Regions from separate parts of the Homo sapiens genome. Here all the other regions are linked to region 1. The links are chromatin loops, found by intact Hi-C in ENCODE. Cell type or tissue: endothelial cell of umbilical vein. All regions are shown on one strand.

Region 1 (8,000 bases):
TCCATTAAAAAAGTTTACATGACAGCTTTAATTTGTGCCAAACATGTGAATTGCTTGGGTTAATGGATTAGTAACTTATTTTTGTTTAAAAAAAAGTCTAAGTCTTTGAGAAAATGATTCTTTTGGAAAGTGTATTTTTTTTTTTTTTTTTTTTTTTTGACACAGGATCTCACTTTGTCACCCAGGCTGGAGTGCAGTGGTGCAATCATAGCTCACTGCAACTCCTGAGCTCAAGGGATCCTCCTGCTTCAACCTCCCGAGTACCTGGGTCAAATGTGCGCCACCACTTCTGGCTAATTTATTTTTATTTTTGTAGAGATGGGGGTCTCTCTATGTTGCCCAGGCTCCTCGGCTCAAGTGATCCTCCCATCTCTGCCTCCCGAAGTGCTGGGATTACAAACATGAACCATTGTGCCCTGTCGGGAAAGTGTATTTTAAAATACTTATCATGGAATACTTGGTGAAATACTTCATATAGTTTTATTTTGGGGAGAAATATTACTAAGGTGAAAGTGGCTGCTGGATTTAGTCTCTTAGAGATTCATATTGTGTTATGATAAATCAAATCTTCCATGAAAGTCTCATCTCTTACAGTTCTAGGATCCAAAGTAACCTGGATAGGAAATAAATAATATGAAGCTATAGGCAGCGAAGAATCTTAATTATAAAAGCAAAATATATTGTGTAATCACAAAATAATGAGCCTTCTTTTTCTTTTTAAACATCAAAAAAAAATTTTAAATTCACCTTTACAACAATAATTCCCCAAGAGGACATTTTTCTTGTAAGATTATAGCCCAAATGGAGTAGACCAAGTAAAATTTAATTACATTTCTTAAAAATTATGGCCAGGCGTGGTGGCTGAAGCTTGTAATCCCAGCACTATGGGAGGCCGAGGTGGGTGAATCACCTGAGGTCAGGAGTTCGAGGCCAGCCTGACCAACATGGAGAAACCCCGTCTCTACTAAAAATACAAAATTAGCCGGGTGAGGTGGCACATATCTGTAATCCCAGCTCCTTGGGAGGCTGAGGCAGGAGAATCACTTGAACCCGGGAGGTGGGAGGTTGCAGCGAGCCAAGATCGCGCCATAGCACTCCAGCCTGGACGACAAGAGCGAAACTCCGTCTCAAAAAAAAATTTTTTTTCCCCCTCATTAACTATGGTTATTCTGAATATAAAGTGTATAGGAGAGGCAGGATAAAGTCTTTTTATCGTTATTAATTTTAGAATAATAAATGGTGTCTAGCAACCTCCAAAAGTAGCCAATTATTATTTTTTAATAATAATGTTTACAGATTTTTACATACTCGGCGATGTTTTAATCTATTTGAAAATTCAAACTAATTCAAAAGAAAGCTGAGCTCTATTTCCTTTGAAACACAGTTGCAGTACCTGATTCCTGCCATTCCTGAAATACCTGGGAAACCTCTCCTTGGTTCAATTACATGACTCAACTCACCCTGCTTAAACCAGTATGAATTGTACTGCAGCCTAGATTTCCTAAAACAGATCTTCTGTTCATTTTTCCACCTCTGTCCTGCACTGAAACTTTGGATTTCATAAAAACAAACAAAAAAAGGTTTATTTAAAATCACACTGGCATTTATGAGGCTCATCTCTGCCATTTCTTTTTCATTCTTTGAATCTTAGCAACTCTCTTAAATAAAAGGAGAACAGATGATGCAAAAATAACTGACTTTTTCCCGCCAAAAGAGAAAGCATTTTTAAAAAGAATGTGAATTTCAGGCCCAGAAGAATGTGAATTTATCTATAGCAGATCCTCGAATAACATTTATTTCAATGGTGTTTCAACACTGATGAGGGAAGAAAATTATTATACTTCCCAGCCAGGGCCACTGTGTATGTGGAGTTTGCATGTTCTCCCTATGTCAGCATGTTTCCTCCAGGTATTCTGGTTTCCTCTCACATCCCAAAGATGTGTATGTTAGGCTCATTGACTTATCTAACTGGTCTCAGAATGAGTGTGTGTGTGTGAGTGAGCACGCTCTTCAATGAAATGGCCTCCTGTGCTGGGTTGGCTCCTGCCTTGAGCCCTGAGCTGCCAGGATAGGCTCCAGCCACTCTCAACCCTGAACTGGAATGACTAGGTAAATAATTATCTTATTTGTTTTTATTAGTCTTTCTTAAATATATATATTTTTATTAATCTTTCTTAAATATATATGACATTTCTTATATATATTTATTAAATATATATTAAATATATTAAGAAATATCTTAAATATATATCTTAGATATTTATTATATATATTAAATATATTAAGAAATATCTTAAATATATATCTTAGATATTTATTAAATATATTAAATATTTATTATTAAATATATATTTAATAAATATCTGATATATATTTAAGATATTTCTTAAATATATATATTTAATAAATATATATATAGCTCACGTTTATTTCAATGTTTAATAGTAAAGGTGTTTTGGTGTTTATTTACAAGTTTGGTAATGTTTTTGTGACCAGAAATATGTTGTAAGAACTTAACTCTCATATATATCAATTAGACAATGGTAAAATTGGTTTCCTTGTAAGTCATTTTGTTTTAGGTTGCAGTTTCCAAGACCCTACCGACAGACATTAAGTGAGGACTTATTGCACTTAGCTTGTTACCAGCTGTTTGGAGCAAGTACTGTTACTAGTGGAGTCATCTTTCCCTCTGGGGCAAATGGAGCCACTCACCACCATTTACTGGGTATGCATCCCCCAATTCCTGTGAAAGCAGAGTTGGATAATTAAAAGAATGGGTGAAGTGGGCATAGTGGCATGAGATTGTAGTTCCGGCTATTTGGGAGGGTGAGGTGGGAGGACAGCTTGAGCCCAGGAGTTGGAGATTAGCTTGGGCAACACAGAAGAATGCGCTAATGAATTAATTAAACAGTGGGTGAGCAGGAAAGGTGATAGGAATTTAGGTCTGATTTAGACACGGAGGGTATAAATGGACTACTGTTAAAAAAAATAAAAAAGAGGTCTAGTTCTTTGCATATTTATTATTGCTCTGCCTAATTTACAGAGTTGAGGCGAGGAATTTTATTTAAGTAAGTTACTTATTCAAGTAAGTTTATTTTTTTATTTTTTGAGACATGGTATGACTCTGTTGCTCAGGCTGGAGTGCGTTTGCTCAATCATAGCTCATTATAACCTCAAACTCCTGGGCTCAAGCGATCCTCCCGCCTCAACCTGAGTAGCTGGGACTACAGGCCCATGCTACCATGCCCTGCTAATTAAAAACAAATTTTTTGCAGAGATAGGGGTCTCACCATGTTGCCCAGGCTGGTCTTGAACTTCTGGTCTCAAGCAATCCTCCTGCCTCGGCCTCCAATGCATTGAGGTTACAGGTAGAGCCACCACCCCCAGCCTCAAGTTAAGTTTAGAAGATAATCACCAATCAAGCATTTTAAATAGCAGTGGCTTGAATATACATAGTAAAAACACAAAATAATAATAATGATAATAATGGCAAAGCTACTCCATATAGTGAAAAGGGCAATGAATTGGGAAGTCAGAAATCTCTAGCTCCATCCATTTATGACAAAACTTAGACTTTATATGTGCTAGATGCTGGAGACTCCAAGGTGAATACTAAACACTTGCTATGGGAAAACAACTTGGTCTTTTCTTGAATCTTCTTCTCACTTGGCAAGTGGAAGCTCACTTGGCTTTGTTTTGAATTAGTTTGAATTAAAAATGTTCAACTAGACTGAAACACATCAAATATATAAAATTCTAGTACTTCATTAAAACGCAATTGACTACTTTTGGAGGTTGCTAGGCATTACTATTATTATAAAAATTGATAAAAGAGGAAAAAATAAAGCATTTATCCTGCCTTTCCTGCATAATCTGTATTTCAGGTAACCAAAGCGTTGTTGAGAGAAAAAAAAAATGCAAAATACATCACTGAGATTAGTTGATGAGCTAAAACTTCTGATAAACGTATCTGTTTTGTCTACCTCAGAGGACACTTGAGGAGAGGCTGTCAAGGGATTAAAGGGAAAGGAAGCACTTGGTGGGCTGCAAAAACTCTCTTTAGGTCTAAGGTCGCATTCTGGCTCCAGAATGCCAGGGCTGCTGGGGCGGGCAGGAGCTGACAGCTCTTCCCGTATCTGGGGCTCACAAGCATCAGGTGCATGGCAGGTCACCCTCCCGGCCAAGGGTGTTAAGCAGGCTCGGTCTGAGTTCTGGGTGCGCCACGCCTGCCTTTCTGGTCTCTGCAGCAGCAACCCCAGCACCCTCAAAGCCTAGCGACCGAGAATGAGAAACCGTGAAAAAAACACGCAGCGGCAGGCCACGCCCAGAGTAGGCCTGCGCGCGCGCGCGCGGCCTCCCACTTCCGGCCACGGGAGCTGGGGGCGGGGCCGAGCGCTGCGCAGGGCTCCGTCGTGTGGCGAGCGGCTGCCCCCTGTCTGCGACGAGCGGCGGGACCCGCGGGCCGCCTCGCAGACTGCTACCCCGCCGCGCTCGCGGCCGCCTGCGTCCTCCTCAGCAGCCCTGCGACAAGTCCCGGCTCCTGCTGCGATTATATTATTTTTATTTTTAATTCACAATTTCCCCTGGCCCTCAAAGCGTTTTTTTGTTTGCGGGCAAGAGGGAGTTAGAGGAGGGTAAAAAAGACTTTGAATGTGAGGCAAAGATGGAGGAAGGCGTCCAGGCCCCAGACTGGGACAGTGATGAAACTGTGATAGAGGGTTCAGTGACGGAGAGCGACCTGGAAGAAAAGGAGCTGCCCTGGAGAAGGTGACCATCATTAGGGCCACAGTGCCTGAACCCTCGCGCCAGGGCGGCCCAGGTGCCCTCTGAGGGGGTCAGAGTTTTGAGTGGAGATCGTGACCAGAACATGTGCTTGTGGGCAGGATCAGAGCCTTGTGGGGCAGCCGTGCCTGAGCTGAGAGCTTGTAAATAAGCAAACACAGTCTGTTCCCACCTACCCCCAACCAGCTAGGGATAAAATGAGGTTTGTACTAGGTGGCTTTATAGCATTTTTCAAAAGGCTTTCCTTTTGGGGGCTTTAAGTCTTTTTGCACAAGCAAAAAAGATCTTGGGTCTGAACTTAACTGCATTTTGTTTCAGGAGACTTCATTTTGCTTCAAGAGACTCGTAGCTCAGTTCTAGGAAAATGGGTAACAGTTTCTCTCAAGAAAAGAATGTGTGATGGGGAAACTGGTCCCTGCCAAACTGGAAACGAATAGTTTTATACGAATCCAAAAAAGTCGGTATTTCAGGTTATCGAAACCTTTCTCTAACATATTCTCTGTGCTAGACACAGGGAAAAGAGGGCAGGGATGAGGCCACTAGGTCTGCTTCATATGTGCTCAGGGCTGTGTCTGGGACTTAAGTTGGATCGTACACAGAATTAGGTCATTCTCCTTTCCCTCTCTCTCTTCTCCAGGATTCTCCTGCCCCCTTTCCTCATCATACCCACTTGCCAGTTCATATGATCAGAAAGACAGGTTTCTTTGAGTGTTAGCCTTTTCACTATACAGCAGTTCCTTACAAGGGGGACAGCCTTTAGCACAGAGTTAAGAAAAGAGAGAAAAAAGGGGGATTCTGTCCACACTTTTCAGGCAATACCGATCCCTTTTCCCAGTTCCTCTGGTAGACACTTTCTCTTGAGTTTTATGTTCCCCAGTTGCCATGGTTGGTGTCTGCTCTGAGGCTAGGGCCAGCCTTGGGGCAGGGCTGGGAGGTGAGAGAGAAAGCAACATAAAGCCCTGGGCTTTGTCCTATACCTTCTGGCATGCAGGGGTCATTTTCCTTGGTCTTCTGGATAAAAATAGGTTTACTGTCTGTGCCCACTGGATGGTTCAAAGCTGAAAGACAAAAAAGAACCAAAAAACCGAAAACAAACTGAAACTCGTCAATAAATGGGTTGTTATTAAGATTTCAACTTCAGTCCCCAATCTACCTGCTATTGTTTACTTTTCAAGGTTCTCGAGTAGTTTTTAAAAAATATTCATTCGGAGTTTTTGGTTGTAATGAGAAACAGGCAGAGGTTGCTATGAGCCAAAATGACTCCACTGCACTCCAGCCTGGGCGACAGAGTGAGACTCTATCTCAAAAAAAAAAAAAAAAAAAAAAGTACCAGCAAGACTTTCTGTTGAACTAGACAACTGATTCCAAAGTTTATATCGTAAAATAAATAAGAGCAATTAGGAAAAGTCTGAAAAATAAGAACAATAAGGAGGTAATGACCTATAGGATATTAAAATATTTTCTGATATAAAATATTTTAAATATGATACTGGCACATAAAGTGACAGATCAATAAACAGCATAAAAACCCCCAAAATAGAATCACATACATATGGGAATTTAGTGTATTACAGAGGTGGCATCTCAAACCAGCGAGGAAATGATGGGATTTTTCAAAAAATGATATTGGGATGATGAAGGATGTATGTAGAAAATAGTTTAGTTGAATCCATATTTCACACTGTACTCCAAAAAAATTCCATATGAATCAAAGATGTAAATGTTAAAAAAAAACCAAAAAGTATTACAAGAAGCCAAAAAGGGATTCTTTTATAACTGTAGAGGAAGAAAGATATAATTATAATACAAAACTCAAAAAATTTCAATTATCAAGATTACAAACACATATACTCTTTGACACAGTGCTTCTGTTTTTAGAAAATAGTGTTACCTCTGTCTTCCAACATATATACACTTAGAAAATATCTCTGAAAGAATTACAAAACAATCAAACACCTTGGTTGCCTGTGGGAAAGAAAGCTTATATTTGAGGGGACAGAGAGATATTTTACTACATACCCTATTATATTGTTTGTTTTGGAGACTGGATCTTACACTATTGTCCAGTCTGGAATGCAATAGTGCAGTCATAGCTCACTGAAGCCTCTAACTCCTAGGCTGAAGTGATCTTCCTGCCTCAGCTCCCTGAGTAGTGAGGACTATGAGCATGAGTAATCAGGGCTAGTCTATACTGGTTTTTGAATTTTGAACCATATAAATATATTGTCTATTCAGGAACACTATAGGAAACATGAGCAATAAAAAGAAGCATGAATGAGATAGAAATCTGACCTAATTCTACTTGTATTAAGACTTTGGTATATTTTCTTCCAGCTTTCTATGTAGGCTTTTGTGTGTGCACCTATAATTCTTTTACAAAGTTTGAATCAATTTGTACAAGTTTACAGTTTTCGCTTAACATTATTTTTAAACATTTGCAATGTCATTAAAATTCTTCCCTAAATTATTGATAGTTTTCTGTCATAAAGGGATAATTTGTTGAAGCATTATATGATTTTAAAACAAAACATTTAGTTTGTTTTTAATTTTTTGTTATTGCAAATAACTCTGAGATAATTTCCTTAAGCATAAATTGTTGGGGTTTTTAAAAATAATTTCCTTAGGAAAGAATCTGGACTATTTTTTTTTTTGAGACGGAGTCTCATTCTATCACCCAGGCTGGAGTGCAGTAGCATGATCTCAGCTCACGGCAGCTTCCATCCACCCAGGTTCAAGCCATTCTCTTGCCTGGGTCTGCTGAGTAGCTGGGACTACAGGCGCATACCACCATGCCCAGCTAATTTTTGTATTTTTAGTATAGATGGGGTTTCACCATGATGGCCAGGCTGGTCTCGAACTCCTGACTTCAAGTGATCTCCCCACTTCAGCCTCCCAAAGTGCTGGGATTACAGGCATGAGTCACTGTGCCCGGCCCTTATTGGTACTTTTATTGGCATAATGTTAAATTTTTACGTTTACATATTAGAATATTAACATATTTATATTAGTTTTTTATTTTTAATTAAGATTTTAGTAGGGGCAGAAATTCTGCCTTTCTCCTCATAGGGCCCTGGTTAAGCCTAAGAATTAAATATGAAATAGATTAAATACTTTAAATATTAAAACTTATGTAAATTTAAAATAAGTTTTATGGGACACAGGAGTCCTCATAAGGAAATGAAGACCCAAAGAAATGGCAAAACCTGGTTGGGCATGGT
Region 2 (8,000 bases), 940 kb before region 1:
CCCATGAAAAGGTGAAGTCTATGTTGCCTCTCCTTGATTCTGGGTAACTGCTTGAATGAATAGTGTATGACAGAAGTGATGCTATGTGACTTTCAAGATTAGGTAATAAAAGGCCATGCAGTTTCCACCTTGTCTACCATAGCACTTGCTTTTGGAGCCCTGAGGCCCCATCTGTACATCTGACTACCCTGAGACTGATATGCTGAAGAGGTCACAGATAGGTGCTCTCACCTACTGTCCCCACTGGGCCCAAAATGCATGAGAAACAGACTTATGAAAAATGTATTTATCTTCTTAAGTTTAAGCATAATTATAAACAATGAAAGTATGGTTTTCTTTTCAGAGAAATCTCCTCTATATCAGCACAGTGAACAAACAAAGCATAAATATCTAAGAGGAACTGGTATTTTAGAGGAACAGAACAAGAAAACAATCTTTCAGCCATTCCTGCCCAGATGTCAGTCATCTTAGACCCTCCAGCAAAATACCACTGAGTGACCTCTGTTTAAACCACCAAGAACAGAAGAATCACCTAGCCAAGCCTTGTCCAAGTTCCAAAGTCACACAGGAGTGTGAGATACAATAAAATGGCTATTGTTTAAAGCCACTAAGATTTTGGATAGTTTGGGACATAATAACACATATCTGGAATAGCATACAGTAGTTCCCCCTTATCTGCGGTTTTGCCTTCAGTGGTTTCAGTTATTCGCAGCCAACCATGGTCTGAAAATATTAAGTTATTTTGAGAGACAGAAATACCATATTTAGGTAACTTTTATTATAGTATATTGTTATAATTATTCTAGTTTATTATTTTATTATCAGTTATTGTTATTAATATCCTACTATGCTGAATTTGTAAGTTGAACTTTACCATGGGTATGTATATATTGAAAAAACAGTATATATAGGGGACGGTACTATCTGCGATTCTAGGTATCACTAGCGGGTCCTGGAACATATAAGGGAAGATCTCTGTACTTCCCAAAACACTGCTGAAAATATTTCATTCACTGGGATACCCAGACTATAAGAAATACAGCATTAAGAATCATATATACAGATTAATATATTTGTATATATTATTTGTATATATTAATATATAATATATTGATTAATATAATTGATTATTAAATATATACACTTCTGTACTTTCTGTTTTTTGTTGTTTTTTTTTTGAGACAGAGTCTCGCTCTGTCGCCCAGGCTGGAGTGCAGTGGCGTGATCTCGGCTCACTGCAAGCTCTGCCTCCCGGGTTCACGCCATTCTCCTGCCTCAGCCTCCCGAGTAGCTGGGACTACAGACGCCCGCCACCGTGCTCGGCTAATTTTTTGTATTTTTAGTAGAGACGGGGTTTCATCATGTTAGCCAGGATGGTCTCGATCTCCTGACCTTGTGATCCATCCACCTCGTTCTCCCAAAGTGCTGGGATTACAGGCGTGAGCCACCTTGCCGGCCTCTACTTTCAGTTTTAAAGAAAATCAAAATGGCTTAATTGCTAATATTTCTTTCAATGCTGCAAATCATTTCAAAAGAACATCAAAAGCAACCTCATTCTACTTTTCCCCCATAATTCCAGCCATAAACTAAACAGTGATTGGGGGTTAGAAAGTTTTCCCTCTTGGTCCTGTCAAGTCTTCTCCAGGCAATCCCAGGAAAGATGTTTTTGGCTTTTGTTTTGTTTTAATGAATAGATTTTAAAAGTAGGGGAAAGATAGGAATTAAGTAAATGGGGACCAGGATTGAAGCAGAGGGTGTTTATGGGTGGTGGTGGTGGGTGATTTGGTTTTAAGATTGGAGAATTGATCATGATGCAAGGAGAAGAAATATGTGGAGTGAACTTTCTCACCAATAAAAATACATTAATTAGCTCTTAGAGGAAAGAGCACAAGGACATAAATTCTGTGTGTCCTGGAGCATGTCACCTACAATATGGCTGATTAATAAAGCTCTGAGACAGGATGAAACAAAACCGCAGCTCTTCTTAGAAAACTGGGTAGCAGATTCACTACCATGGTTTTCTATTTGCACAACCATTCTCCCCCGAACTGAGAACCTCCAGGCCACTTCCTATTTTCCCCATCGGTAATCACTTAAGTCTTGAACATTTAAATCTCAAAACCCAACTTAGACTAAACGTAGTAAACTTTGGCTCCCTGTGTGTGTGTTGGGGTGGGGGGTGAGGGAGAACACCATGCACACAAGGTTGTCACAAATAACAAATTGCTCCTGGGGGCCTGGCTGGAGCCTCACAGCTGTGTGTGCAGATAAGCAGAGCAGTGTGGAAGGTAGGGATCCCAGGGCTTTGTGTTACCTTCACTTTCTCATAGACTTTCGGATGATGCTGTCACCATCTGCAACCTGACCCATCCCCATGCGGAGATTCTGACAGAGTGCAGTGGGGGCTGTCAGACAGATCTGACAGGGCTGGACTCATGCCTTTATTACTGATTGCAATCCACCTCTCGGGGACACACACGCTGGCTTTCCCAAACAGACTCTGACTTGTTAAACCCTTGGGTTGTATGGTTAGCTTTTATTTAGAAAGTTCTAATTTCAGCTGTTGGAAATAAATTGTATGTGATTTTCTAGATCTTACATCTTAATTACTTAGCAATTTAACATACAATTGTAGATGATAATTTTTCTAAGGTCCACTGCCCTCAGGATTCGTGTTAAAAGTATCTCATCAGCACATCGAGCTGCAAACAGGAAGTTGTCTGGGATATGGGGGAAATTTTAGCACCATGTTACTCTTCTGTGTTAGATCTAATTTTCTCTCTGCACTTTAACAATGATGACTGTCACTAATACCTAAACATTCACTGTTAGATTCTGTGTCCATTTTTCTTTTTAGTTAAAGCCATATATATATATCCCCCTACTTTAAAGGACAAATTCCCTTTTTAATTGAATTATACCTAACCCCTGGGCCATTTGAGTAAAATCTCGTCATGGTCAGCTTTCCTTTTGTTTTACAGTAAAGAGCAATTCATATTGTGTTTCAGGTCCTACCTGTCGTTGGCAAACTCTAGCCTCCAGGGGGAGCCAAAGACTCCCCCACACTTTATCTAGCAAAGAAGAGCTCTGATTCTGTGAAGGCCAACATGGAAACTGGACTTAAACACCAGGCCAGCGTAGGGGTTGGGGAACTGACCTCTTCATTTGGGTCATCTCTTTTCCGTGTAGTGTTTTTTCTGGTATCTCTCACCATGCCCCCTCTCCTTCCCTTCCCCTTCTGCCTCTCTCAAGAACTGTGAGGGGTCTGAGATTTCACCTTACCTGAAATTTAGTCAGTTAGACCGCCAGGCTCACGGGTGCCAGCAGAACACATGAGATTCTTGGCTCTGAGACTTTAACATTCACAGCAACAGCAGTAAACAGGGTATCAGCACTTGTGCTGGCCAAGAGGGCATGAAGCAGGAGCCAAAGCCTGCCTCCAGCATCAGCGTTGGGCTAGATGAACAGGAGGACCCTTGCTTATCAGGATAGGAGACCATGTCCACATTTGGAGACATATTCTTAGCTAGTAACAAAGAATGTGCAGGTTTGTAGCAGGGGTCCACGAACTATGCTTTCGTGCAGCGTACAAGCTAAGCATTCTTTTTTACATTTTTTAAAATGGCTACAGTAAAGAAGAAAATGTGATAGAGACCACAGGTGGCCTAAAAAATTTGACGTATTCACTATCTGGGCCTTCACAGACAAGCTTGGTGATTCCTGGTCTATAGCATCGTCTGTGCTTAGGGCCCGAGGTGGGAGTGGCAGTGCCATGGCAAAGAAGATTCAGGATCTCTCTCTTTCTTGTTCCATCAGAGACACACATTGCAGGCCTGATGGGAACAAGTACATTATGAGATTATTTTGCTCTTTCATTATTAACTCCCACCCCAACATAAACACCAGAGGCAGATGGATTTCATAAAATAGGATTGAGAAAACCTCGCCCAGATTCAGGCGTGTAAACCAGCCGGAGCGGCGCGGCAGCGGCAGGACCGCCGTGGCGCCTAGAGTAGCGACCCGCGGGGAGCACGGGGCGACGCTGGCTGCAGAGACCCGGTGACAGCGTGAGAGGTTCGCAGAGTACTAGGTTTTGACAAGCTTGCATCATGCGTGAGTATAAGCTAGTCGTTCTTGGCTCACGAGGCGTTGGAAAGTCTGCTTTGACTGTACAATTTGTTCAAGGAATTTTTGTAGAAAAATACGATCCTACGATAGAAGATTCTTATAGAGAGCAAGTTGAAGTAGATGCACAACAGTGTATGCTTGAAATCTTGGATACTGCAGGAACGGAGCAATTTACAGCAATGAGGGATTTATACATGAAAAATGGACAAGGGTTTGCATTAGTTTATTCCATCACAGCACAGTCCACATTTAACGATTTACAAGACCTGAGAGAACAGATTCTTCGAGTTAAAGACACTGATGATGTTCCAATGATTCTTGTTGGTAATAAGTGTGACTTGGAAGATGAAAGAGTTGTAGGGAAGGAACAAGGTCAAAATCTAGCAAGACAATGGAACAACTGTGCATTCTTAGAATCTTCTGCAAAATCAAAAATAAATGTTAATGAGATCTTTTATGACCTAGTGCGGCAAATTAACAGAAAAACTCCAGTGCCTGGGAAGGCTCGCAAAAAGTCATCATGTCAGCTGCTTTAATATACTAAATGCATTGTAGCTCTGAGCCAGGTCTGAAGAACTGTTGCCCAATTCAACAGTGCCAGCATTCCAACTTTGTTAAACCTACCAACATCTTAAATGGACTTTCCTGTGGTGGTACCCTTTAAGAGGCGGATGAAAGCTACTATATCAGTTTGCACATTCTAATCACTTTCCAGTATCACAAGAGAGATTTTTACTTATATAATAGTCCTAGAGTATGCAGCTGGTAAAACCAGAGGCTACATCCAGTATTACTGCTAAGAGACATTCTTCATCCACCAATGTTGTACATGTATGAAAATGGTGTACTGTATACTTTAACATGCCCCATACTTTGTATTGGAGAGTACAATAATGTAAATCCTAAAAGCACCACTATTTTAGCATAATAAAAGAAAGTCCAAAGAGCTCCTATATAGACTACTCCAGATAACTTCGCTTCTTTGATACTTGTAGCTTATTGTAATTTTTTTTAAGAAATTCAAGGTCATTATTATTGTACAAAATAAGCGCTTTGATTAACACAGCTATATAGTTTTTTTAATTTTTTTTTTTTTGTATTTTTTTTTAATTTATTTTTTTATTGATAATTCTTGGGTGTTTCTCACAGAGGGGGATTTGGCAGGGTCATGGGACAATAGTGGAGGGAAGGTCAGCAGATAAACAAGTGAACAAAGGTCTCTGGTTTTCCTAGGCAGAGGACCCTGAGGCCTTCCGCAGTGTTTGTGTCCCTGGGTACTTGAGATTAGGGATTGGTGATGACTCTTAACGAGCATGCTGCCTTCAAGCATCTGTTTAACAAAGCACATCTTGCACCGCCCTTAATCCATTTAACCCTGAGTGGACACAGCACATGTTTCAGAGAGCACAGGGTTGGGGGTAAGGTCACAGATCAACAGGATCCCAAGGCAGAGGAATTTTTCTTAGTGCAGAACAAAATGAAAAGTCTCCCATGTCTACTTCTTTCTACACAGACACGGCAACCATCCGATTTCTCAATCTTTTCCCCACCTTTCCCGCCTTTCTATTCCACAAAGCCGCCATTGTCATCCTGGCCCGTTCTCAATGAGCTGTTGGGCACACCTCCCAGACGGGGTGGTGGCCGGGCAGAGGGGCTCCTCACTTCCCAGTAGGGGCGGCCGGGCAGAGGCGCCCCTCACCTCCCGGACAGGGCGGCTGGCTGGGCGGGGGGGCTGACCCCCCCCACCTCCCTCCCGGACGGGGCGGCTGGCCGGGCAGAGGGGCTCCTCACTTCCCAGTAGGGGCGGCCGGGCAGAGGCGCCCCTCACCTCCCGGACAGGGCGGCTGGCTGGGCGGGGGGGCTGACCCCCCCCCCCACCTCCCTCCCGGACGGGGCGGCTGGCCGGGCGGGGGGCCGACCCCCCCACCTCCCTCCCGGACGGGGCGGCTGGCCGGGCAGAGGGGCTCCTCACTTCCCAGTAGGGGCGGCCGGGCAGAGGCGCCCCTCACCTCTCAGACGGGGCGGCTGGCCGGGCGGAGGGCTGACCCCCCCACCTCCCTCCCGGACAGGGCGGCTGGCCGGGCAGAGGGGCTCCTCACTTCCCAGTAGGGGCGGCTGGGCAGAGGCGCCCCTCACCTCCCAGACGGGGCGGCTGGCCGGGCGGAGGGCTGACCCCCCCCACCTCCCTCCCGGACGGGGCGGCTGGCCAGGCGGGGGGCTGACCCCCCTACCTCCCTCCCGGACGGGGCGGCTGGCCGGGTGGGGGGGCTGACCCCCCCATCTCCCTCCCGGACGGGGTGGCTGGCCGGGCTGAGGGGCTCCTCACTTCCCAGTAGGGGCGGCCGGGCAGAGGCGCCCCTCACCTCCCGGACGGGGCGGCTGGCCGGGCGGGGGGCTGACCCCCCCACCTCCCTCCCGGACGGCACGGCTGGCCAGGCGGGGGGCTGACCCCCCCACCTCCCTCCCGGACGGCACGGCTGGCCGGGCGGGGGGGCTGACCCCCCACCTCCCTCCCGGATGGGGCGGCTGGCCGGGCGGGGGGCTGACCCCCCCCCCACCTCTCTCCTGGACGGGGTGGCTGCCCGGCGGAGACGCTCCTCACTTCCCAGATGGGGTGGCTGCCGGGCGGAGAGGCTCCTCACTTCTCAGACGGGGTGGTTGCCAGGCAGAGGGTCTCCTCACTTCTCAGACGGGGCAGCCGGGCAGAGACGCTCCTCACCTCCCAGACGGGGTCTCGGCCGGGCAGAGGCGCTCCTCACATCCCAGATGGGGCGGCGGGGCAGAGGCGCTCCCCACATCTCAGACGATGGGCGGCCGGGCAGAGACGCTCCTCACTTCCTAGATGTGATGGCGGCTGGGAAGAGGCGCTCCTCACTTCCTAGATGGGATGGCGGCCGGGCGGAGACGCTCCTCACTTTCCAGACTGGGCAGCCAGGCAGAGGGGCTCCTCACATCCCAGACGATGGGCGGCCAGGCAGAGACACTCCTCACTTCCCAGACGGGGTGGCAGCCGGGCAGAGGCTGCAATCTCGGCACTTTGGGAGGCCAAGGCAGGCGGCTGCTCCTTGCCCTCGGGCCCCGCGGGGCCCGTCCGCTCCTCCAGCCGCTGCCTCCCGGGCGGCGCTCGCCGGCGCGGCGGCAAAGACTGAGACAGCTCCGCTGCCCGCTGAACTCCATCCTCCCGGCGGTCGGGCGGCGGCGGCTGCGGTCGGTCGCGGCAGCGGCTCCGCTTCATAGCTGCAGCTGGGGCCCGCGGGCGTCAGCGCCGCGACTGTCCCGGCTCCGCACTGCCCCGGGCCGCAGCGCAGCCGCGCCAACCACCACCCGCGGCCACCATGGCCGGACGGGCTCCCTAAGCCACCGACCCCAGCCCGCGGCGCCTTCGAGCCTTCTCAGTTTTTTTAATTTTTAAAAAACCTGTGGAGACAGTGATCTTGTCTTTAAAATATGATAGTCCTTTCAGTATAATGTCTTAGATTAAAGACGTTGCCTTTAATATCTGTTGGGAAGGAAATGTCCAGACTTTTCAAATCTCTTATTATATGTTTCCTTTTTTTGTTTACATAGGGAACAATGTTTATAGTCGTGTGTACAGTGGGGGTCTACAACAAGAAGTGTATATTTTCAAACAATTTTTTAATGATTTAACAATTTTTGTAAATCATTTTCAGGCTTCTGCAGCTGTAGATTCTCACTGTGAATCCCTTGCTTGCTCATGCATAAGTGTATTTGCAATACCAAATATACAGGTTTAGTATTTTTGCCTGTTAGTGATTGTTTCACATGTGTAACGTTTTGGTTGAGATGTTAAATGGTGGACGAGTACTGTGGATGTGAATGTGGGAAGTAATTTTAATCATATGTAATTGGTC
Region 3 (8,000 bases), 370 kb before region 1:
GGTCTCGAACTCCTGACCTCAGGTGATCCACCCGCCTTGGCCTCCCAAAGTGCTGAGATTACAGGCGTGAGACACCGCACCCGGCCAGTACTTCCTTTTATATCCCATTAGTCAAAACTCAGTCACATGGCTACCCCTAGCTGGGAGGGTGTGAGCTTCAAGGATGGGAGATACATTGTAGTCATCAATTCTGTAACACCTATTTTTCACATTATCACATCTTTTTAATTGAGATACTAAGTTGTCTGCCTGAATTGAAGTTGAGTTCTTCCATAGAGGATTTGCATATGCTTCTGCCAGTCACTAGGGGCAATACTAACCTCACTTTAATTACATTTTCTGCTTGAGCTCTTTAGGATGATACCATTTGTGTGAATTCAGATTACAAGCCTACATGTGTACTGGTTTATGGTTCAAATTCTCACTGGCAGTCCCTCCTTCCAACCAGTGCCAAGGCTGAGCATGCAAATTGCTTTGCTGTGGGGAAAAGCAAGAGAGATCAGATTGTTACTGTGTCTGTGTAGAAAGAAGTAGACATAGGAGACTCCATTTTGTTATGTACTAAGAAAAATTCTTCTGCCTTGAGATTCTGTGACCTTACCCCCAACCCCGTGCTCTCTGAAACATGTGCTGTGTCAACTCAGAGTTGAATGGATTAAGGGCGGTGCAGGATGTGCTTTGTTAAACAGATGCTTGAAGGCAGCATGCTCCTTAAGAGTCATCACCACTCCCTAATCTCAAGTACCCAGGGACACAAAAACTGCGGAAGGCCGCAGGGACCTCTGCCTAGGAAAGCCAGGTATTGTCCAAGGTTTCTCCCCATGTGATAGTCTGAAATATGGCCTCGTGGGAAGGGAAAGACCTGACCGTCCCCCAGCCCGACACCCGTAAAGGGTCTGTGCTGAGGAGGATTAGTAAAAGAGGAAGGAATGCCTCTTGCAGTTGAGACAAGAGGAAGGCATCTGTCTCCTGCCTGTCCCTGGGCAATGGAATGTCTCGGTATAAAACCCGATTGTATGCTCCATCTACTGAGATAGGGAAAAACCGCCTTAGGGCTGGAGGTGGGACCTGCGGGCAGCAATACTGCTTTGTAAAGCACTGAGATGTTTATGTGTATGCATATCTAAAAGCACAGCACTTAATCCTTTACATTGTCTATGATGCCAAGACCTTTGTTCACGTGTTTGTCTGCTGACCCTCTCCCCACAATTGTCTTGTGACCCTGACACATCCCCCTCTTTGAGAAACACCCACAGATGATCAATAAATACTAAGGGAACTCAGAGGCTGGCGGGATCCTCCATATGCTGAACGCTGGTTCCCCGGTTCCCCTTATTTCTTTCTCTATACTTTGTCTCTGTGTCTTTTTCTTTTCCAAATCTCTCGTCCCACCTTACGAGAAACACCCACAGGTGTGTAGGGGCAACCCACCCCTACACTTTGCTCCCTCTTTCTTCATGGAAGATTTCTCCTTTATCCTTGCTCTGAAGGTATAAACCTTGGTGTCCCATATTTATGCAGTGGTAACCTGTTAGACTCCCTATCTTAGGTATTATTTCTTAGTGGTTTATAAAGAATTGATGAAATACATTAGTCTATTCTGGGTGATCATGTGCCAAGCTAAAATTCTAATAATATGGCAGAAAAGTAGAATGTTGAAGGACAACCAGGATCTCTGCCCAGAATTGCTAGCAAAACCCAAAAAACCATGGCGTATCTCAGACTTGCGGATGGTTTCAGAGATCACATTTGAAGTTTAGCATATTCTGAGAGGGAAAAAACTTTTGAGCCTTCATAAAAGAGAACTAGATTTGATCCTAGAAGTGACCCAACTTTTTTTTCCTTTTTGTCTCCAATTTAGGGAATCTCTCTCTCTCTCACTCTCTCCATAGACACCCAAGACCATGAGTGATATTAGGAAAGTATTGTCTACAAAAATGCACAAGATGATCTAAAGCAGGGAAAGAAACTGGTGAAAGCTAAGCAATGAGTTAGAAGGCCAGATATTAGACAACTGATAAGAACCTGATAAAAGAAATGGAAAGAAGTGTTTTCAAGAGGCCCTACAAGAGTAGACAGAACTCAATGATAGGTATGTGGTTGGCAGAGGTAGTGTGTGTGTGTGTGTGTGTGTGTGTGTGTGTGTGTGTGTATGTGTATACAGGAAAGAGTTTGAAATCATACTACACTTTACAGGCTGAGGTTAGAAGGGTTAGTACCATTTGCCTCTGAATTATCTTTAATCTCCCTGAGCATTCTGTAGACAGCAGCAGTTACAAAGTAAGACTATCACAATTACCTCGTACTGGTAAGGGGAACAGTTCAATATTATGGTTTGCTTAATAAATGGAATCATGTTGCCAATAGTCACCATGATGTCATTTGAGTTTTTCTTGAACAACTTAATTCAGTTATGTATTACAAAGCAAAAGCGATTAGTCCTTAATTATACAATTAAAGAACAGTTTTTTCTCCAGGGAAATAAGCATCACCTCTCTGTGAGGTTTACTAAAATCCTACCAACACAAAGTGTGTTCAAATATATCACTGCTTTTCAAAATGGAACCTTACTTCAAAGAAAATTCAGTACCAGGGCCAGGCATGGTGGCTGATGCCTGTTAATCCCAGAGCTTTGGGAGACTGAGGAAGGAGGAATGCTTGAAGCCAGGAGTTCAAGACCAATCTAGGCCACATAGCAAGATCCTATCTCAACAAAAAAATACAAAAACTTAGCTGGGCATCATGGCACCAGCCTGTAGTCCCAGCTACTTGGGAAGCTGCGATGAGAGGATCTTGATCCCAAGAGTTCCAGGCTGCAGTGAGTTATGATCATGACAATGTATTTCAGCCTGGGTGACGGTGAGACCTTGTCTCTAAAAACAACAGTTCAGCACCAGGTACACCAGGTATGATTTTTTTAAATGAAATATTTCCTCAAAAACAGTTTTTTTTAGCCCCAGGTTAATAGTCATATTTTAAGCCTTCTTCCAAATACTCCCAAGCCACTCCAAAACGACACAGTATAATAATAAAACATGTATAAAGCAAGCCATTATCTAATAAAGGGAAATAAATGCAATTGTCTCTTTCTGGAATGTCCACTCTTTAGGACCCAGTGTGACAGCAGCCCTTAGCCACCATTCTGTCTTCCCAGATAAAAACAATAAGATAGTAGTAAACACTTTTGGACACATACTATTTATTCATTTACATGTCAACAAATGACTCTCCGTATCTACTGTGTGCCAGGCCATACACTTCATACTTGGAATTCAGAGATAAGTGAAAGATAGCCCAGGATCTCTTGGGGCCTACAATCTGGTAGGGAGAAACCAACATCGGGGGCCATGCAAAGAATGTTTCAGGGTCTTTGTAGGGAAACAGGAGCAAAAAATAGTGACTGATCAATTTTTCCAGAGGGCAAGGAACACTTTTCTGAAGGTGGCCCTTGAGCTGAGTTGAAAGATGAGTAATTATGTAGGTGGGAGAGAGAAAAGGGGCATTCAGGAAGCATATTCTGGGCAGAGGGAACAATGGAGCACAGATGCCAGAAAGGAGAAACAGCTTGGTCTGTTCAGGAAACCCTGAATGCCAAGCCAGTGTTTAGAGTGCATCATGGACAGTGATATATAGGAGCTAGCTTGTATTGGCTTGCAAGAGCTGTTAAAGTTTCAGGAATTTTGTGAACTGGCTGACATCACATAACTTGAAATCTGTCATGGTGGGAGCATTTACACCACATAAATAATCATACACTAAAAATCACTCCCTTTTCCTACTCATTCCACTGCTAAATCTTGGAGACAGTTGAGAGCTTTTGAAAACTGCTTTTTTTTTTTTTTTGACATGAGAGTGCTATTATGGGAATGCTGTTTATAGCTAATCTGTAAAAAATGCATAAGATGGTTTAGAGCAGGGAAAACTGACAAATCAGTTGGAAAGTCAAGAGTTTAGACAACTGATAAGGGCTTGACAAAAGAGATGGAAACAAATGGATATTTTCATTTTCAAGAGGCCCTACAAGAGTAGACAGAATTCAGTAACAGATACAGGGTTGGCAGAGGTAGCAGTGGATACAAGGTGGATGAGTTAAAAAGTAAGGAGTAGTAAACAAATACATTTGTTAATGATGGCAGAAAAAATATCTCCTATTAATTGCTACATCTCTCTTGCCTTTAACTTACAGCCTTCTTACATATATGCCTATAACCACTGTCTACATTTTCTTAGCACAAAGTTCCTTCTTAAGTTCTGTTATATGGCTTCCATTACCCATGTTGATGCTGAAACTTCTTACTCTAGAAGGCCACTTCTTCAGTGGGGACACTGACCTTGCGGATACCACAAGTCCCATGCTAACTTTAAAATAAAACATTTCTGGTGGAGTGAATTAAATTTATAAATACTTCTTATAATGCTACTTTTCCTACTATCACAAAAGATTGAGGAAAGGTGTATAGCTCTATATTACAGGGACAATGTAAAGACTGATATTAAAAAAGAGACCTTTGAATTACATTGAAGAGAGGATTATACACATGCAAAGAAATTATTAGGCCTATGTCATTTGTTGTTTTATATGCATATATTCAAAACGCATAGCCCATCCTCCTTGAGACCCCCTAAACATGTTACGAATTTGAAGTGTCTCTGCATTATTCAAGTGAGGCAGGAAAAAGTTACTCTAAGTGATCTTTCTTTTTTATATTTTATTTGAATACAATTCTAATAATTTGACATTAATGCAGTAAAGGGTTAACCTAGCAGCCTCAGGTTACTCCAGCCCTGCACTTTTCAAAGAGAGGTGTCTTCACGTACTGGCCCTTCCTTGACTAGCTCCTGGGAAATGACCTGAGCTCGTGGAATTTCCAGTTTGATAATAGTGTTCTAGTATGCCTGAGGCCTTGGGCTGCATTTTGTTAGTTTGACGAGATAGTTTATGCTAACAGTATGAATCATGGCGAATGTCTGTTTTTGAATGGCTGAAGCCCTGGGCCATGAGGTATCACTACACCCCTGGGGTCTTGAGACTCAACGGGTAAGGTCAGTCACATGGGTGATGCATGCCTATGTGACTGACTTCCAGTAAACACCTTGGACACCAAGGATTGGTTGAGCTTCCTTGGTTGGCAATATTTTGCACATGCTGTCACACATTTCTGGGAGAATTAAGCATGTCCCCATGTGACTCAACAAGGAAGAGGCACCAGGAAGCTTGTGACTGAACTGATACAGAAATAGGGTACTGCAAATAACAAAGCCTAATATAACAAATTGACTTAGGGTTGGAGAGAAGAATTTAGGGAGTGGGGACACAAATACCACAGACTGGAAAACTGGTGACTTGTTTGGTGGTGTATTAGGGTCCTCTAGAGGGACAGAACTAATAGATGTATATATGAAGGGGAGTTTCTTAGGAAAATTGACTCACACAATCACAAGGTGAAGTCCCACAGTCTGCAAGCTGAGAAGCCAGGAAGCCAGTCTGAGTCCCAAAACCTCAAAAGCAGACAAGCAGATGGTGCAGCCCTTCAGTCTGTGGCTGAAGGCCTGATAGTCCCTGGCAAATCACTGGTGGAAGTCCAAGAGTCCAAAAGCTGAAGAACTTGGAGTCTGATGTTCAAGGGCAGAAGACATGCAGCACAGGAGAAAGACGGAGGCCAGAAGACTTAGCCAGTGTAGTCCTTCCACCTTCCTCTGCCTGCTTTTATCCTAGCTATGCTGGCAGTTGATTAGATGGTGCACAACCAGATTGAGGGTGGATCTGCTTCTTGAGCCCACTGACTCAAATGTTAATCTTCTTTGGCAATACCCTCACAGACACACCCAGGAACAATATTTTGCATCATTTAATCCAATCAAGTTGACACTCAATATTAACCATCACAAACGGCAAAAAAATATTTGGTCTAACTGTCAACAGCTGTCTTTGGAAAGAAGACCAAATACTGATTGAGGCTGTAGCCTTAGGGGAAATGCTAGGAGAAAAACTAAAAATTTTGCATGGGATGGCTCTTTCTTGCTGTGTTCAGCAAGGTTCTAGAAGAAAAAAATGTATTTTTTTCTCGATTGAAATTAGCTAGCCTGCAGAGTTGGAGGAAAATATCATCTTGTTAACGAAAGCAGTTTTTGCCATTTTTTTCTCTTTATTATAAAGGTTATATATGAACAAGAATATATAAAATATATATGTATAAAGAGTATTTTAAAAGTGAACATCCATGCAATCACCACCCAAGACAAGAAATAGAACATTGCCAGCATCCCAGAAGCACCAGGTGCCACTCCCCAATCACACTGCTGTACTTCTCCACAGAGGAAATCATTATTCTGGTTCTGGGGACAGCAAAACACTTGCTTTTCTTTACAGTTGTATCTCATATATATAACTATATACCCTTAAAACAATATAGTTGTTCAGTTTATACTGTTTTAAACTTTATACAAATGGAATCATGTTGATGGCATCCTTCTGTGATTTGCTTCTTTTGCTCTATGCTATGTCTGTGATATTCATCTATGTTGTGGTTAGCTATTTCCTTCATTTTCACCACTGTGTAGAATTCTACTGTTTCAATATAAATGCCATGGTACAATTTAACCATTCTACCATTGCTGAATATTTGGTTCATTTCTAACTTTTGGATATTGCAGTGCTGCTATGAACATTAAAAAATTTTTTTCTTGGCCACCTTCCTGACTGGGAAGAACTTTCTTGTACATGCTTCCTAGGATACATGTTCATTAGTTTTCCCAAGGCATTGTATTAGTTAGGGTCCTGACAGGGAAAAAAATAACTGTAATGAAAGATAACCTGCAAAGATGTATACTTCAGAGTGCAATTGCTAGGTTTTGAGCATGTTTATCTTTAAATTTACTGAGGGACAAATTTTTCCACAGTGATTGTTTTCAATGTAAGAGCTGACATCATCACCAAAACTTAGTATCATTAGATCATTTCATTTTTGCAAATAAGGTAAAGATGTAATACCTCCTTGTAGTTTTATTTTTTACTTCTCAAATATTAATATGGCTGGGAATATTTTCATGTTTCTTGGTCATCTGGATTTCCTTTCACTTGAAATGCCATATAAAGTCTTTTGTCCAAATTTCTATTGACTGTCTTTTTCTTACTGATTCATAGGGATCATTTATATATTCTGGACACTAGTTTTTCACCAGTTATATATATTGCAAATACGGTGGTTCTTTATATTAGGTTTATATTAGGTTCACTAAGTAGGTGAGATTATGCATGCTTATTACCAGTTCTTGTAGTTTTGCTGTATTTTCTTCAAATGCCCCAAATCAAAATTATAATAAAAAGAAAATGGGTTGGATATAATAGACAAAACAGGTAGTAAAGAATGTGAAGAAAATTCTGGGCACAGAAAACAAAAGTGAAGGCATAAGAGGGAGGAAGAGTGGAAAAGTAGAAAACCATCTCTATTAGATCAATTAAAGCTTTAAATTTTATTTCAAATGATTAAATATTACTAAATGATAATATTCAACTACATAAATCCTTAAATGAAAATAATTTAGCATTTATTCTAATATTGAAGATAATAAAAATAAACCTAAGGCAAGACAGAAAATAATTCACTATGGTACTATTTACCTTTCAGTACATTAAATCAGTGTTTCATTGAACTTAAATTTGTACATAATTTACATAAGTAAATCACACCATCAAGAACCATAATACTACAACTTTGTATTTGCCATAGTGTATAATAACATCAGTCATGGGATTGGATTGGCATGCTAGCAGGCATTAAGCCTAATTTGAAGAATCTAGTAATTAAAAGTCTAGTTACCACTTTGTCAAAGTCTGTGAGTTCTTAATTAAGCTATTCCTAAAATATTATAATATACAAAATATATATTTAGATCATAAGCTAAAATATGAAACGCAAGGGGAGAGAAAACAAAAATATAAAAGATTTAGCTCCTTAAAGAAGTAACAGAAAATGGCTTCCAACTTCATGTTGCAATTA

Evidence for each region. Peaks named below come from ENCODE experiments on the same cell type or tissue, not always from the same donor. Only the 100,000 strongest peaks of a DNase experiment are listed, where the experiment ranks them.
Region 2: it touches region 1 in a loop (12-fold over the local background); 6 of 110 quality-filtered maps call a loop at or near these places.
Region 3: it touches region 1 in a loop (3-fold over the local background); 2 of 110 quality-filtered maps call a loop at or near these places.

What each region holds. Positions count from the first base shown.
Region 1 is chr5:75,233,350-75,241,349 of GRCh38, reverse strand. It overlaps ANKRD31 (ankyrin repeat domain 31), which reads left to right and starts at 4,472. Exons shown (of 26, transcript NM_001372053.1): 1 at 4,472-4,767. The coding sequence starts at 4,664. LOC124901006 (a long non-coding RNA gene) reads right to left here and starts at 4,312. Exons shown (of 2, transcript XR_007058823.1): 1 at 3,984-4,312; 2 at 462-613. RefSeq lists a silencer at 4,232-4,531 and an enhancer at 4,582-4,751. In endothelial cell of umbilical vein, a CTCF peak has its summit at 4,461; a DNase peak (open chromatin) is centred at 4,379; H3K4me3 peaks cover 962 bases.
Region 2 is chr5:76,170,293-76,178,292 of GRCh38, reverse strand. The region is part of intron 2 of SV2C (synaptic vesicle glycoprotein 2C); the gene reads right to left. It also overlaps the pseudogene RAP1BL. Among named protein-coding and RNA genes, the nearest start is that of SV2C-AS1, 91 kb to the right of the region's middle. RefSeq lists an enhancer at 2,103-2,182. In endothelial cell of umbilical vein, a CTCF peak has its summit at 3,032 (motif pointing right); a DNase peak (open chromatin) is centred at 3,042.
Region 3 is chr5:75,599,271-75,607,270 of GRCh38, reverse strand. It overlaps POLK (DNA polymerase kappa), which reads right to left. Exons shown (of 15, transcript NM_016218.6): 15 at 1-8,000. Among named protein-coding and RNA genes, the nearest start is that of ANKDD1B, 8.2 kb to the left of the region's middle. In endothelial cell of umbilical vein, no CTCF peak of the experiment used is centred here; a DNase peak (open chromatin) is centred at 3,580.